Regions from separate parts of the Mus musculus genome. Here region 1 is linked to region 2. Evidence: chromatin loops called from intact Hi-C (ENCODE). Cell type or tissue: heart. All regions are shown on one strand.

Region 1 (8,000 bases), 1.1 Mb after region 2:
GTGAGTTTTAAACTGTCCCTTCATGGTGTAGGTGGAAGAGCCGATGGCGTAATTAACTCTCCCTGTCTCTATGGTTTGTCAATGATTTCTCAGACTGCAGGGTCCATGTCGCTGCAGTAGTAGCTCCTGGAAACTCTGTTTAGGTTCTTGGGCATAAGGATTGTGACAGACGGTTGTGTCAGATAGTAGATGGCATGATTTCACTTTGAAGTAAAGTTATCCATTTAAGGGTTTGCTACTTGGTGTTTCTAATGAATATGAAGTTATTGTTATTAAATCCCTGATAAAATCTGGAGTGCATTTGAAAAAAGCAGCTGCTGTTTGAAAGCGTTGGGGAATACTTCAGCAAACGCTGAAGGGTGTCAGGTCCTGACAAGGGGAATTCCCCTGGGGGACAGTCATGTTTCTGAGGCTCTTTGCTTGACTCAATGCAAATCTGCACTTCTGGTGACCTGAGTCACAGAGGAAGCCTAAGGGCTGTGAAGCTGTAAAGTCCTGGAACAGAGGGAAGCACATGGGTAGGAGCCCCGGAGCCATCGTGAAACTCCAGCCTAACCTAGTTGGCTGAGCACTGAACCGCTGCTGTCAGGGAGATGTCAGAGCCAAAGCTTGATGGTCGGTGAAGTCCAGCGCAGAGGCGACACTTGGATTTTGAACTTTCTCAACCTGTGGGTCACAAGCCCTTTGGGCAACAGACAACCCTTTCATAGGGGTTCCCTAAGACCACCAGAAAACATAGATGTTTATATTACCAGTAGCAAAATTACACTTATGAATTAGCTACACACACAAAAAAAAATTGACGGTTGAGGTCAGCACAACATGAGGAACTGCACTAAAGGGTTGCAGCATTGGGATGGCTAAGAACCACTGAGTTAGAACAAACTGTCCTCAACAGAGGAAGATAATGGAGTCCGTACTTTTTCCATTTCTCGTTCTCAGCATCCAGTAATTCACAATTAACTATGAAGTTGGGGGTGAAGGGTTGGCTCAGCAGTTAAGGGTATTGGCTGCTCTTCCAGCAGACCTGGGTTTGATTCTCAGAACCCACATGGCAGCTCTCATAACCGTCTGTTAACTCCAGTGCCTGGGGCCCTTTTCTGGCCTCCATGGGCTCCAGGCACACATGTGGTGCACAGACATACATGTAGGTAAAATAACCTACAGATATAAAACATTTCATGAGGGAGATGGAGCCGCAATGACCAGGTGTTGGTATCAGTAAACAATGACATTAAAACATAAATGGCAAATAACATGATGACATCATGGACACATAGGGGGTCTCAGAGAGTTACACACTATAAAAGAATTTAATAATTCTAGAACTGACAGGAGTTGTTTAGCGCTCTCGCTCTCTCTCTTTTTGATTGGTTTGTTGGTTTGTTCAAGACAGGGTTTCTCTGTGTAGCCCTGGCTGTCTTGGAACTCACTCTGTAGACCAGGGTGGCTTCAAATTCAGACCTGCCTCGCTCTGCCTCTTGAGTGCTGGAAGTAAAGGCATTCGCCACTGCCTAGCAGTTGTTTTGTGATATTAAAGATTACATTAGATGGGAACAGCACAGGACTGGAAAGACAGGAAGGAAAGATTCACCACTAGAAAAGCAGCAGGCAGAGGAGAGAGTGGAAACCAGTGAGCAGGCTCTTCAGAGCCCCGGGAGCAGACCAAGCAGCTAGAAGTGCATATCAGTGGAGGAGATGCGGTTAATGGAGTATAAAATGTTTGAAAAACGAACGATCAAAATTTTCTTCAAAAAACACAGATCTCATGAGCAGAGTCCCCTCTCGTAAATCAGGAACTCACGATCGTGTACAGGAGTCAGACTTACAGAGAGATGATCTAGACAGTAACGGGGTAACAACAATGCGTATTGTCTCAGAGACTGCAGCCTTGGCACCAGTGTCATCTGGGGTTGAATAATTGCTGGGCCTTCCCTGGACATCACATGGTGTCTAGCAGCCTCTCCAGCAGCGAGAGCCACTGTCAGGACTGATAAAATGTGCAGATGACAACTGTTTCCCCCCTTTGAGTTCATAGGGAACCAGTACAGAGCATCGTTGACACTGTAATGCATGCAGATAGTTATCTTACAGCCCTAATGCCAGGGCCAGAATGGAGCAAGTGAAATAGGGATTTGAAGGTTTCTGCATTGTGCATGAATGTGCATCGCAATCTATAGGGTAGCCATTAACAGATAACAGCAGTTCACACAGCCAGGAGAACTGACTTTTCACAAGTTCAAAAGAAGCTACTGAACAGTAACAAAAGAGAGGGGTTTGTAGATTCATTTCCAGTCACCACATCATTTCATTTAAATGATCTTCAGTTTTCAACAACAACAGAAAAATCAATAGAACAGAAAGAGAGAGAGAGAGAGAGAGAGAGAGAGAGGGAGAGAGAGAGAGAGAGGAATCAGACAAGTCAGGAAATGTGGTGGTTTGAATAGCAGTGACCCTCATCGACTCATAGATTTGAATGCGTGGTCATTAGGGAGTGGCAGTACTTGACAATGATTAGGAGGTGTGGTCTTTTGGAGTAGGTGTGGCTTTGGGTTTCAATTGTTGAAGACAGGCCTCTTGTCTCTCTTCCTGCTGCCTGCCAAGCCAGATGTAGATCTCTCGGCACCATCTCTGCCATGTTGTTCCTCAGCACCGTCTCTGCCATGCTTCCTGCCATGATGACAAGGAACTAAACCTCTGACACTGTAAGCCAGCCCCAGTTAAATGTTTTCCTTTATAAAAGTTCCCATGGTCATGATGTCAACAATAGAACATTGACTAAGACACCGTGCACAGGGGAAGCAGGTAATACAAAATGCTCATAAGGTCTCCTGGGTGTTGGACTTAGGAGACGACGGTATAAAGAATTAAAGTGAGTCATATGTAAAGAACGACCTTGGGCAGTGTGGGAGCTGGGCCACACCAAGCAGGCTGTCAACATAATAAAAACTTCATTAAGGGACTGCAGCAGATGTCAGCAGGGATAAGAGTGACAAGCATGGAATGTAGGTCATATGAGATGACCCACACCAAGAAACTGGAAGGAAAAAGAGTCACAGCTATATGGGCAAAGGCATGGTGAACTGTCAGTAAAAGTTAGCATTCCTCAAACTAAGAGTTTGACTTGTAGATATGTGCTAAGAGAATTTGAATGTATCTACATACCAGTTTATACACTAATGTTTACGGTAAATTATCTCTAACAGCCAAAATGGAAAGGCCCAGTTGTCTACAAGTTAGCAAGCAAATGAGCAGCATGATGAACCACAAAAGCATGCTAAGTGAAGTAAGCCAAAGAGGCCACATGTATGATTCTGTTTATGTGCAGTGTTCAGAATAAGTAAATCTGTAGGGAAAGTCAGATGACTGCTCTGGGAGTGCAGAGGAAGAGTCAGCGGCTGTCGCTGGCAGTGCGGGGATACTCTGGGGTCAGACGGAGAGTCAGCGGCTGTCACTGGCAGTGCGGGGATACTCTGGGGTCAGACTGAGTCTTCCAGCTCTGTACATAGAAACAAACACTGGACTAACGATATGTTCAGTGTTTACTTGTTACTTATATGCATATGTGTTTGTGTCAGAGTATGTGCATGTAAGCAGGTGCCTGCAGAGGCAGGGAGGGTGAACCAGATTCTCTTGGAGCCGACCAGTGTGGGGCTAGGAGCGGACCTTACATTCTCTGTAAGAGCAGTATACACGCTTTTAACTGTTGAGCCATCCTGCCAGCCCTGGAGTGTGGTAGTTTAGAAACAAACCTTAGTTATCCTAAATAGAGGAAGCATATTTACTTAGTGTTCCTGAAGTTCCAAAGTGCGTACCGTAACCACGTTAACCCGGCGTGTTCCAATCTAGAGCTCCTTAGAAGCCAGTTTTAAGTGGCTACCTCCCCTCGTCCCTGGCTGTAGTTACTCAACACTGAGATGCAACTGATTTTAAGTAGCTACCTCCCCACGTCCCTGGCTATAGTTACTGTACTCAACACTGAGATGCAGCTGATTTTAAGTAGTTACCTCCCCACATCCCTGGCTATAGTTACTGTACTCAACACTGAGATGCAGCTGATTTTTCCCAAAATTACATGTCCTAGATATTTGAAGTGGACGATGAAAAATGAAGCCAGAAACAAATGGAGTTATTTTAAAGTCTAATAGCATTATTAGCTGAAAGATCTTTTTAATTTGGATAGCTATAGACAGTTTGATATTTCAGAGTCTGAGGTAAAGATGAACAGGTCTGTCTGCATCAGATGGGTGTTATACGTCCATGTTACAGGAGCCCATGAGCCAGCTTATTAAATATTTAATGCCCGAGTATAGCCTCTAACTACAATCTGACAAAACAATAGAATATTCCTTCCTGCCCCCTTTTATTGAAGTAGAAAAAGTACCTTTTCAGCATGGCGTAATCATTAGTTTCAGTAATATGAAGGATAATTTAGGAATCCCTTCACCGTTTTCCCTGACCATTAAACTGAGATTTGGGTTTTTCTTTCCACACTTGGCTTGGGGCAGCCGCCTGGCTCACTGGCAGGAGTCCTTTGCACTGCCAAGCCATAGTCTTGTGTTTCCCTGGTTACATGGATCTTTCCTGCTGGGAAGCTGGCCGTCCAACCCAGGGAATCGGCTACAGAATGTGTGATGAGTTAGGGTGGCCGCAAACCCAAAAATGAACTAAAAAGCAATGAAGCGTCTCGGTCTCTCCTTAGAGAGCCTAATGCTGCCATCTAGTGGGCAAACAGTGCAAGAGCACATCATGTTATGTGACACAGGACATTCCTTTGTACCATTAAATGAACTTAAGGTGTCTAACTTACACAGTTGTGGCCACTGAGACTTTCCGGGTGGTTTTCATTTTTGAAAAATGTGACACAGTGACTTGCCAGGTGAGTTTTGGGGGCAAATGTGAGTCTTATAGATACACAGTTGTCGGTGTCATACAGTCCCACAAGTAGGAACAGCCAGTGCAGAGATGCATGAGACAAACTTGGTACCTTGTTAAAGGAACAAAGGGAGGGAGAGCGCCCAGCAGGAGAGGCTGGGGCAAGATGGAAATGGAGAAGTCTCAGTGGGTGGGGACAGGGCAGACAGGTAGGACCTTGTTAGGTCCTTTGTGTACTTAGGATTTTATTCTAAGCTATGACTAAAGAACATAGGAAGGCCAGAACATAGGTTTAGGACCTGGAAAAATGGAATTGTCACTGGCTGAGATGGGTAGGAACGCGGGTAGAATGGGTTTTGGGGGGCTGGGAGGAGATTTAGTTTGCCTGGCTGGTCCCGTATGATGTTCATTGCTGATTGGCCATCTATCTCAGGAATCTGGATGTCAGGGAGAATGTTGTCACAAATTATGTGGGAGGTTGAGATGCCAAGGGTTGAGGGCCAGGAGTCCAGTAGTCATTGTCAACTCTCTGGATTTCTCATCTTCTTGGTGAGATAGCTGACTAGCTAAGAGTGAAGATGCCGGGCTCCCCCGCGGGAGGCTAGAGGGGAGTGGAAATTGTTGACATCATAACTACAGCACTCAGGAAGCCGCCTCCTCACATCGTGGTTCCAAAGATCAGAGCCCAGGAAGAATCATGATAGGCGGTTTCACCTCATCCTGAGGAGAATCCTGCTGAAGATGAATGTTTTCTGGAAAGGGCCCATCCTGGGGGGCGGGGGAGCGACGGCTCTTGGATGAGGCCTAGTGAAGTGTTGTGAAAGCAACCTGACGGGATGTTCTTGTGCTGGTGCAATTTCACCAAATCAGCAGGTTATACTTTGTGTGTGTGTGTGTGTGTGTGTGTGTCTGTCTGTCTGTCTGTGAGAGAGAGACAGAGACACACAGAGAGAGACTGCTTGTCAGTGTTTATACTGCATGGCTGCAGGTGACTATGGAGCCCAGCAGAGGGAGTCTAACTCTTGAATCTGGACATTGAGAAGGTGATGAGCTCCCTAGTGTGGTTGCTGGAACCTGAACCTGGTCCTCTGCAAGAGCAGCAAGTGTTTTCTTACCATGAAACCATCTCTCCAGCCCACAACTTTTAAATTGTTTTGTTTTGTTGAGACATGATCTTACCGTGTACCTTGGCTGGCCATAAATTCAGACATCCCTCTGCCTCTGCCTTCTAAAAGCTGGGATCCTTAACAGTGCTGGGACTTGAAGGTATCTGCCACCACACTCTGCTAGTAGCATGTTACATTCTAAATTCCCTGCTGTCCTGGGACAGCGTTTTGAACTTTAAATGTGCTACGGTGCAGAAAGTACCTGGGTGTGCTGCATCTGCAGGGCGAGCTACTGGCTCCCAAAGCTGCAGCTGGGTAGCATCACAGGGCTAGGGTGAGCTTTGTTTCAAGTGCATTTGAAATTTTTTAAAATGCTTATTTTGTGCACAGGGATGGAAGGGCACACGTCATGGCCTGCTTGTGGAGGTCAGAGGACTGTGTGGCCCCCAGAGGTAGAGCCCAGGACATGACTCTTGTTGCCAAGTGCCTTTCCTACCGACTCCTCTCCAGTAACTGAGGAAAGCCCTCAGATAGGAGTTTGGAGAGAGCCAAGTGCACGTTTTCATTCATTCATTCATTCATTCATTCATTCATTCATTGAAGCCTAGGGCCCAAGACCTGAAGGTGAAGGGTATGAAGGAAGAGACGCCGCATGCTGTGACAGACAAGAGGAAGTTGATCTGTGTGCTTTTTTTCTCTTTGTGGCAATTTTTAAATGTTTCTTACTCATTTTTAGTTACGAGTTTGTTTTTCTCAGACTACTGTGCTTGCTTCAAAACCTCCAACTACCGTTGTTCCCCACTCACTAATCCTTACAAAGCTAGCCGTCTTTGATGTACTAAGTCAGAATTATCCTTCTCCGCTGCTGTATGAGCCACAAGGGCATTTTTCATTTCTCATTCTTAACTAATGTTTTTCTCTGACATTCAGGCTCACCTCTTCGGTCTCTGTTGGCTGGCTCTGGATGATATAGAGCCATTTGAATAACAACATCCAGTGTCTGCCTGGTTTGGGAGAATAAAGACGATCTAGAAGGCTCTTGCTTTAAGGATGAACGTGGTCACCATGCAGCACGGAGAGAGGGAGGCATAGGGGAGCTCTGCCCACTGTGAGAGGTGTTTGCATCTTGCTCCTTGTGGCAGTTTGAATATGCTTGGCCAAGGGAGTGGCACTACTAGGAGGAGTGGCCTTGCTGGAGGAAGTGTGTTACTGTGAGGTGGGCATTGAGTCCCTCCTAGCCACGTAGGGGACAGTCTTCTCCTGTCTGCCTTGGATGAAGACGTAGAACTCTCAACTCCAGAAGTCCCAGGTCTGCCTGGAGGCTGCCATGTACCTTGATGCTAATGGACTGAAGCTCTGAACCTATTAAGCCAGCCCCAACTCAATGCTGTCCTTTATAAGAGCCACCTTGGTCATGGTGTCTGTCCACAGAAGTAAACCCTAAGCCACCCCTCATGTTTGGGAAAATCTCACTTGCAGAACGAGCTGCAGGTTAGCGGTTTTAGTGGCTAAGGTGGAGCCACCAGTATCTTTCCAATTGCTGGGAGATGCTGGGCTCAGCAGTGGGCGTGAGCCGGGGAAAAGCTGCCTACATTGTCAACCTAAGACTACTTTCATCTGTGTTCCTCCCTGCCCCCACCTCCACAGTTTCCAAGCAAATGCTATGCAGTTGTTCAACTTTGTGAATAATCCCTTAGGGCGATGCTTCTCACCCTTCCTATTGCTGTGACTTCCTAATACAGTTCCTCAGGTTCTGGCGACCCGCGACCATAAAACTTTGTTACTACTTCCTATGATTTTGCTACTGATATGAACTGTAATATAAATATCTGATATACAGGATATCTGACCCAGGCTGAGGACCACTGCCTTGGACTCACTTAAGAGGATTGAGGGAGAGAGGCAGCGTAGCTGTTTAGTGGTGGGTCTGTCATTCTGCCTCTTTTTTTTTTTTTCTCTCTCCAAATGAAACCCAATGCAATGGCTATGCCACTGAGCAACCCATGGGCTCTCATGTCT
Region 2 (8,000 bases):
TGTGGTTAATTTTTTTTCTGTCAGTTATATAATGTGTCTGATGTGACCAATCCTAAGCATATGAACATGTGTCCCCTGTGTTTCAAGTGGGTCTTATTCTTAAAGACTTGTTTTTATTTCACAGGCATGCATGTCTACCTGTATTGCATGTGTGCCTGGTGTGCACCTAGGCCAGAAGAGGGCACTGGGTCCGTTAGAATTGAGCTGTCACAGGGATGATGGGAACAGGATCCAGGTCCTCTGCAAGAGCAGCAAGTACTCTGAACTGCTGAGCCAGCCCAAAGTGGGTCTTATTCTTGTCACGGCCTGCTTGGGGAACGACCTTGTAACTCTGCATGTTAAAACCACACAGGTAGAAGTATCATGCTACATGAGTTTGCTCATGCTCCATAAGAGAACTTTTCAGCCTTCTATCCTTATTTTCCTTAAAAGGAAACTGAGGTTCGGAGAGGCTGTGTGACTTGTGGGTCTGACTGGCAGGCAGGCAGTCGAATCTAGAGCTCCTTTTCAAAAACAGAGATACAATCATATATCAAGAAAAGTCAGCCCTTTAAAATGTAGAGTTTATTATAGTCACAAGTGGTGGGCACGCGTCCACTCTTACCCAGTTCAGGATCACTTTCTTCACTGTCACAACAAACATGGCGTCTCTTAGCCGTCACTCTCCGCTCTTAGCAGGGCAGGGCTCCTGGGGTTCACAAAGCTACTTCCATCCCTACTACGGGTTTGTCTCTGATGGACATTTCATATAATCAAGGTTTAAACATCTGACTTCTGTGGCTGTACAGCTCTTATTTTAATAAAGCTAGGGCTCTAGACTTTGGGCTCCCCCAAGAGGAAGCAGGTTTGTTGGAGTCCAAATGGAATTCCTATCTATGGTGGTGGAGCCTGCATTTCAAAACTGAGTGCTTCTTTGTCAAAGATCAGGTGACCATAGGTGTATGGGTTTAATTCTGGGTCTTCTTGGGAAGACCAGCAGTCTCAACCTGGACCCCTGGGATCTCTCAGACACTAAGCCACCAACCAGGCTGTACACACTAGCTGATCTGAGTCCCCCAACATGAATACAGCAGAGGACTGCCAGGTCTGGCCTCAGTGAGAGTAGATGCACATAACCCTTGAGAGACTTGAAGCACCGGGGAGTGGGGAGGCCTGTCAGGGTGGTGGGGTTGGAGGTGGGGACATCCTCTTGGAGAAAGGGGGAAGGAGGAATGGGATGAGGAACTGTGGGAGAGCAGACCAGGAAGGGAGTAAGGACTGGGCTGTTAAAAAAAAGTAATAAAAACTAAATAATATATCATCATAGCAAATAACAGTATAAAAATTGTGTGCAATAGTTAGAGGCTGCTCTGTCTGCAGTGAGCAATGGAAGCCTTTAGTTCACTGGCCATCTCAATGTACCCCTAGAGACAAACCCATGTTTATAAAGACATTTTCTGCCAAAGTCCAGGCCAGGGCAAACACTTGTAACCTATGACCTTTAATTGGCAAAGGATGTATTCTTTTATTTAGATAATTCAGTGTTTCTGAACATATTCATTCAGTGTTTTATTCCTTATTTCAGTACTGCTGAAGTGCCCTGTTGTGTGTGGATGTCAAGTAATAGGAGGAAAATCCTCAGATACATTTTGGACCTTGTCTCCCTCTCCCACATGACTGTTAACCATTTGAGCATCATGGCCATCTGAGGCTGGAAGACTTTGCCAAGGAGCTAACTGCAGCATCAGCCACACACTTAACTCTCATCTTCTTTCTGTTTCCTCCTTGTCTTTGGTCCATGAAGACATCTCATACTTTCCTGCAAGTTCTATTGTGCTCAAAATGGCTTTACTCTGGTCTTCTGTATGTGTGTGGCGCTGGGGACTAAGCCCAAGGTCCGTGTATACTCAGAAAGTGCAGTTACTGTAGTTTTTTGGGTGTTTCTGTGTAATCCCTAGGTAGGAAGGAGATGGTTGATTTGAACTAGAATCTGAAGTTCTCTCTGCTTCCATGCTCCCTCCATTCCAGTCTTGTAATAGCCAGTACGGTCTTTGTTTGTCTGTGTTGAGACAGAGGGTCACTATGAATTTGTAGTCCTGGGTGGCCTGGAATTCACCGTGTAAGATCATGTTGGCCTAACCTTGACACAATCTGTCTGCCTCTGCCTAGCAAAAGTTGTGTTTAAAGATGTACAAGGTCACACCTGTGTGGTCTTTTTTTTTTTTTTTTTTCAATCTTTGTTTTCTTCTTGTATAATAACCCTTCACAGAACTCTGTCACTGTTGTTTTGTCAGGCGACAAGTATAGCCCATCTTTACCAGTTTCTCTTCTGCGGTCCGCCTGCTTTGTCTTGGTGGAGACTCCTCCCCAAGTCTTATGATCCCAAGACTATCGTCAGCCACAGCACCCACGTTTTCCTGCCTTTACTCTCAATCATACACAAGTCAGAGGGGTGGAGCATGGCTCAGGTTAGACCTCGTCCCTTTTGATGACCCACCACACACATTGGCTCATCAGGTATGTACATGAACCAAAGAGTGCCATACTTTGTCCTTCATTTTTATCCTCCCATTTTGAGATAGCAGGATAAATCTCTTTTCCTTTTGGATCATACTTAGATTGTAAAGATAGAGGCCTGGCAAATATCAGTGACAGTTTTCTTACCAGACCAACAGAATCTGTTAATGAAAGAGAGAATAAGTCTAACTAAGAAACAGAGAGACAGTGTTGGAGAGATGGCTCAGCAGTTAAGATTGCTTGCTGCTCTTGCAGAGGAACTGAGTTCTCTTCCCAGCACAACACAGGGCAGCTCAAAACCACCTGCAACTCCAGAATCAGGGGATGCCAGAGATCAGATACCTTCTGACCTCTGATGGCATCTATTCACACATGCACGTGCATTTACATACTAAACAGAAAAAGAAATACAGAAACAAATGGAGACAATTAATTAGTAGAAAAAGAAAGTCTTAGTGGCACTATCTAAGCTCCTGGATCTAGCCTTGCTTGAAGTTTGAACACCAGAATTTAGAGTTATAGAAATCAGTGCATTATTTTTTGAGCTAAAACTATTTTGTGATGAGTTTTTGTTACATGTTTTTAAAAAAGACTTAATCATGGTAGGGCAAGGCCCTCTGTGAACTCCGTATTATCTTATCTCTTTTCCTGTTTTTTCAATGATCAACCGTACAAATCTTCTCCAGTTCTTGTGCTGAGCCAGGATCCCCGTGTCAGAGCCTTCACACTATCCGATCTTCCACTCACCCTGTGACCGTGTGACTAAGTGTCTGGATATAGGTCATGTTCTTACTGAAGGCTTCCCAAGCTGTCTGACTGTGCAGGGTCTCCCCTCCCCCATGGTGATTCCTACTTGAGCTTTTCCCCATGAGCCCACCACAATCAAGATGAACAAAGCCCTCCACAGTGAGACTGTTTCTTGTTTATAGTCCATCTTCTCCACTCAGCTATGAGCTTCAGGAACTTAGAAGTCATTTATCCAGGAAGCGGTAGGTGAAACGGGGTCTCAAGCTGCCCTAGAACCTACCTTAGGTTGGCCATGATCTCTCCCTGACTGCTAGAATTACACAGATGACGACTCACTGTGCCTGCTGACAACTACTTAACTTAGCTTCACCTCAGCCATGCTGCAATGCGTTTAGCATGTAACAGCGCATCATAGGAAACAGGGGTTCTGTTGATATTTGTCAGTTGAAAACAAAAAGAATGAATATCTGACTTGGACGTTTTTGGTTTCCATGAGATTTGCTAGCCCGTGGATAAACACAGGCAGTGCTGATCACAGTGTCACCACAGAAATCTCCATAAAAAGAAGAGAGCAGCCTCTTGCCTCACTCATCTAGTCCTGGGCTTTCTGCTGATTTCTGTCTGCATACCAGAGTGGCCCTTGCTCCCAGGAGATGGCAGTGTTGTATAGCCTCTGGTTTGCCCAGGCTCTTAAACAAGACTCCAGCCCTGGGAGCTATCCGGTTGGAGCTGGACTTTGCCCTTTGCAGCCCTGGAACACCAGTGAAGGCTCTCAGAACAGAACTGTGTGTGTGTTCAAAAGAGCAGAGCCTTTGTTCCAGAGACAGACGTGTCCAACTCCAACACAAGCAAAGTCCTGATTGATTCATCTGCTTTTCTGTGTGGTTTGAGGACTCCATCTATCTGAGGGTAGCTCAAAAGTGCCCCCACCCCCTACCTCTGGCCCCAGCTTGTCTCAGAAGACAAGGGTCAGATCATGGAGTTGCTACCTCTGGGGGCCGTGGAAGATTCTCCCTACTCGTAATTTCTAATTTCTGCCTGAGATGTGGAAGTTGCTACAGTGAGTATAGACTGAACCAATTACCCTCACATGTGGTCTTGGATCAGTCACCTAAGATGTGACCTTGGGCAAGCTCCTTGTTCCACCCCCACTCCCCAATATTAACACTGCCTGCTTTGCAGATATGTGATTACGTAAGTACTCCCCCCCCTCCCCACACCACTACCACACGCATAAGGATGAGGGTGTGAGGAAAAATCCACAAAGTTTTTGCTAGAAAAATTTTAAAACCAACCTTCTTCCTAGCCACTTCTTTTATCCCCAGTGTGACTGTAAAACCAGATTACCAAGTGCCTGTGGTCATTGGACCACATCCCAGTCAGGTAAGCCATGTCACCAGCCCGGCCCACAAGGCGGCTCCGGCTGTTCCCCAGGGTGGAGACCAGGTGCTTCTGGGATCCTGGTTTCACCCGTCCCAGAGGCCTTGGCTCCTTTTCAGTGCATTTCTGCCTTCTGTGGCAGAGCATCTGGGCTGTCGTGCTGGAAGCATTTTGGCCTCGTCTTGGGCCCTTATCTCAGAGCTGTGTGAACCCCATTCCTGCCATGTCAGAACCCATTAGAGAGCCCTCTGCTGAGGCTTTTGAAGGAATAATCTGCCTATAGAGGGAAGGGGCTGTGCCAAACCAGGCCAGATGGAGTAAGTAATGAAGGCCCCAGATTAATCTTGCTTGTCTCTTCTTTCCCACACGAAGGCTCAACCCTAGCGCTTGGCAGTCTCAAGACAAATTACACTTGTCAGCTTCAAAGAGTAAGTTCCCTTCCAAGCCAGATTGTTTGTGTTCTCTCTCTCTCTCTCTCTCTCTCTCTCTCTCTCTCTCTCTCTCTCTCTCTCTCTCCATCTTCTCTCCTGAAACAAGCACTGGAGTTAAAATATGCCTAGGAAAAGTGATATTTTTCCATGGCTCTAAAAAAGGCTTCTTTTGGGCATTTACACTGTGTTCAACATTGAGGCCTCACATATACTCCACGTCCATTCTCATTAGATCCCTAATATACGATGAGTGCAATAGCCCCATTTTACAGATTAGGAAAGTGAGGTTTAGAGACAATGCCTGGGTCAAGGACATACAGCTAGTGAGTTGAGAACAAAACTCATAGCTAGAGCATGAACACATTCCCGTCTCTGCAGTTAATTTCTCTGAAATCTTGACCTCCAGGGAAGCCAAGAATGTAGCCTCTTCTTTTCTTCATTGTTAAAAATTCTCTTGGAATCATGGGCTAAGGTAAGGATTAGGTTTCCAGAAATACATATGCCAAGGAACATTCTAAAAACAACTCCTTGGTCATTAAGATATTTAGAAAGAATAGAGCCATTGATTCCCTCATAGACGCAAAAGTCATGTGAGCAGCAGAGAGATCCTCAAAGTACAGCCAGGTGTGATGGCTCATGATGTGACCCCAACACCAAGGAGGCTGGGCGGGAAATTTGTGTATGAGTGTGAGTTTAGCCTGGGCAACACCATGAGATACTTTCAGAACAAATGCAATTGCCAGGGGTGCTCAAGCAAAGAAATTCAGTGAACCCCGTCATATTCACTGGTCCCCCCAAGACCTGCAGCCCAGTCACGTTCCTTTAGGCATACCCAGGAGCGTCCACGGAAGGAGCCGTCATAGCCAGTCTGAGAGCCTTGCCTTGCACAGTCCTGTGTTTGGATTGTGCAAACACACAAGCAGTGCTTGGGAGTCCGTAAAATGCAGTCTGTGTGTGTGAGACCCCTATATTCCTAAGTGACTAAGAGAAGCCTGGCTCTCATCTAGAGAATAAATAAACTAAAGTTAGGAGGCCAGGTAGCACATCAGGCAGGCATGCATCTTTCAGATGCCCAGTTTCTGAGCAGCATCAATGTAGGTATTGTGCACCTGGTGGGCTAAATTAGAAGGGCTGGACATGCTTTTCCTTTGCTCAAACAGTTCTGGTCCCACACCTAGGTACAAGCATTGCAGGGACCAGACTGCCATCTTGAAGCTGTATACAAGTCTACCTAAATGGTTCCTGGTCATTCTTCACCAGGAAAGAAGTACTTCTGGGAGCCATTGCTTTCACTTTCAGGTTATCAGTACTGAGCTCTACCCAGCAGCCCCCACACTTTCCAGGCCTTTGCACTGAACCCAGTCCTAGCAGCCACACTCCTTACCACATGCTCACCACACCCCAGCCTCCCTCCCTGGCCCTATTTTCCACTTCACACTAGTGCCTCCCACTGGCTGAGTCCCAGCAGAATCCAGTGGACAGAGGGGCCCAAGGGCTGTCTGTGAAGAAGCCTTAGGATGCAGAGCCAATCAGAAACAGAGAAATTGGGCATCAGAATGTGTAGGCAGATGAGAGCCCAAAAGCCTGGCGCCGTGTGAATTAGGGTATGGACAGTGTTCCTTACAGACGGAACAGGAGATGGAGGTGAAGGGTGGGGGCCTTAGACCTTAGGTTTGGCCCCAAACTGGCCTTCGCATGATTCTAGCATGCCTAGCTAATGTGTTCCAGCAGCACATAGGAGCCTGGTTGTGGGCAGACCCCAGTGCCTTTCACGACTCACTCCACACATACATTTATACCATCTCCCCATTATTTGTTCTTTTCCTGGAAGTCTCTAATGGTTCCAAAGACCTTAGTTTCTTAGAGACTAAAAAGTAAAGGATTTATACAAACCCAAGGGAGAGCTGAGTATAGCTTTAGTTCCTTTCAACCGCTTCAGGATCCTCTCCTTAAGGGGACTTGGCCCTCCTCTTTGGTTTTGGCCCAGGCCCTCTCCTGCTTGCAAAATCTCTCATTACTCATTTCCCTGAAGGCCAGTGCAGGGTGCTGCCAAAAGGAGGATCAAAGTCCAAGGGAAGATCTGCACAACTCTTCTGGGGGGGTGGAATTGTAAGTATTGGTCTCAGGTGGAAACCTAGGCATTCTAATTATCCTAACAGGCGGGATGAATTAATGAGCAGTTACTGAATAGCTACTGTGTGCTGGGACGCTGGCTCACTGGACAGCAACTTGCCCCTCCTTTTATTCCAGGCAATCCTTTCTCAAAGACCACTGAGATGTTGCCTTCCTTCCTGGCTTGAGTCTACAGATACTTATGTGCCGTCTTGGGATGCAACAGTGACTACAGTCAGGCACAGTCTCTGCCCTTAAGGAGCCTCAGTTTGGAAAGTATGTCAGAATATTGCAGACAGAATGCTATTATTCTTTTATATAGATTAGAAAATCATTTCTCATACTTTGGTGTCTGTGAAGGCCCTCCTTATGTGTCAAGACATAACAGAGGGCATCACAGGGTGACGGAAGAGGGCAGAGACAAGAAAAGACTTGGCTCAGAGCATAAAGCTATAGGCTCATTGTTTCCAGTATGCTGGTTGGCTGATGAACTCCTGCGATCCCCCCACCTCTGGCCCCCAACACTGGGGTTACCAGTATGCACAGCTATGCCTGCTTTTTATGTGAATGTGGGGTTTTTCAATTTAGCTTTTTGCGCTTGCAGAGCAAGCATTCCCACAAAACAAGCCATTCCTCTGGCCCCCCTGGGTCAGCCATTTTATTATTACAGATGGTAAGAGCTGGAGTGGTTTCTGTATGTTAAAAGATAAATCAAGAACAGCTTAAGAAGGGACACGGAGTTGGTGGCAGAATGAGCTTGGGAACTCCGAAGTGTGACTTTATCCAAGGTTCCTTTTCTGCACGGCTCCACCCACTTTCACAGGTTTTTCTTTA

What was found. A loop is a pair of places that touch in the nucleus more often than their neighbours do. Peaks named below come from ENCODE experiments on the same cell type or tissue, not always from the same donor. Only the 100,000 strongest peaks of a DNase experiment are listed, where the experiment ranks them.
Region 1: a loop joins it to region 2, with 5 times the contacts of the local background. A loop is called at or near these places in 3 of 42 quality-filtered maps.

The regions. Positions count from the first base shown.
Region 1 is chr4:101,141,579-101,149,578 of GRCm38, forward strand. The region is part of intron 11 of Raver2 (ribonucleoprotein, PTB-binding 2); the gene reads left to right. Among named protein-coding and RNA genes, the nearest start is that of Gm24468, 41 kb to the right of the region's middle. In heart, CTCF peaks have their summits at 4,729 (motif pointing left) and 5,879 (motif pointing right); a DNase peak (open chromatin) is centred at 4,723.
Region 2 is chr4:100,004,620-100,012,619 of GRCm38, forward strand. No RefSeq gene overlaps it. Among named protein-coding and RNA genes, the nearest start is that of BC062258, 79 kb to the left of the region's middle. In heart, a CTCF peak has its summit at 3,893 (motif pointing right); DNase peaks (open chromatin) are centred at 3,942, 4,742, 6,522 and 7,082; H3K27ac peaks cover 662 bases; H3K27me3 peaks cover 341 bases.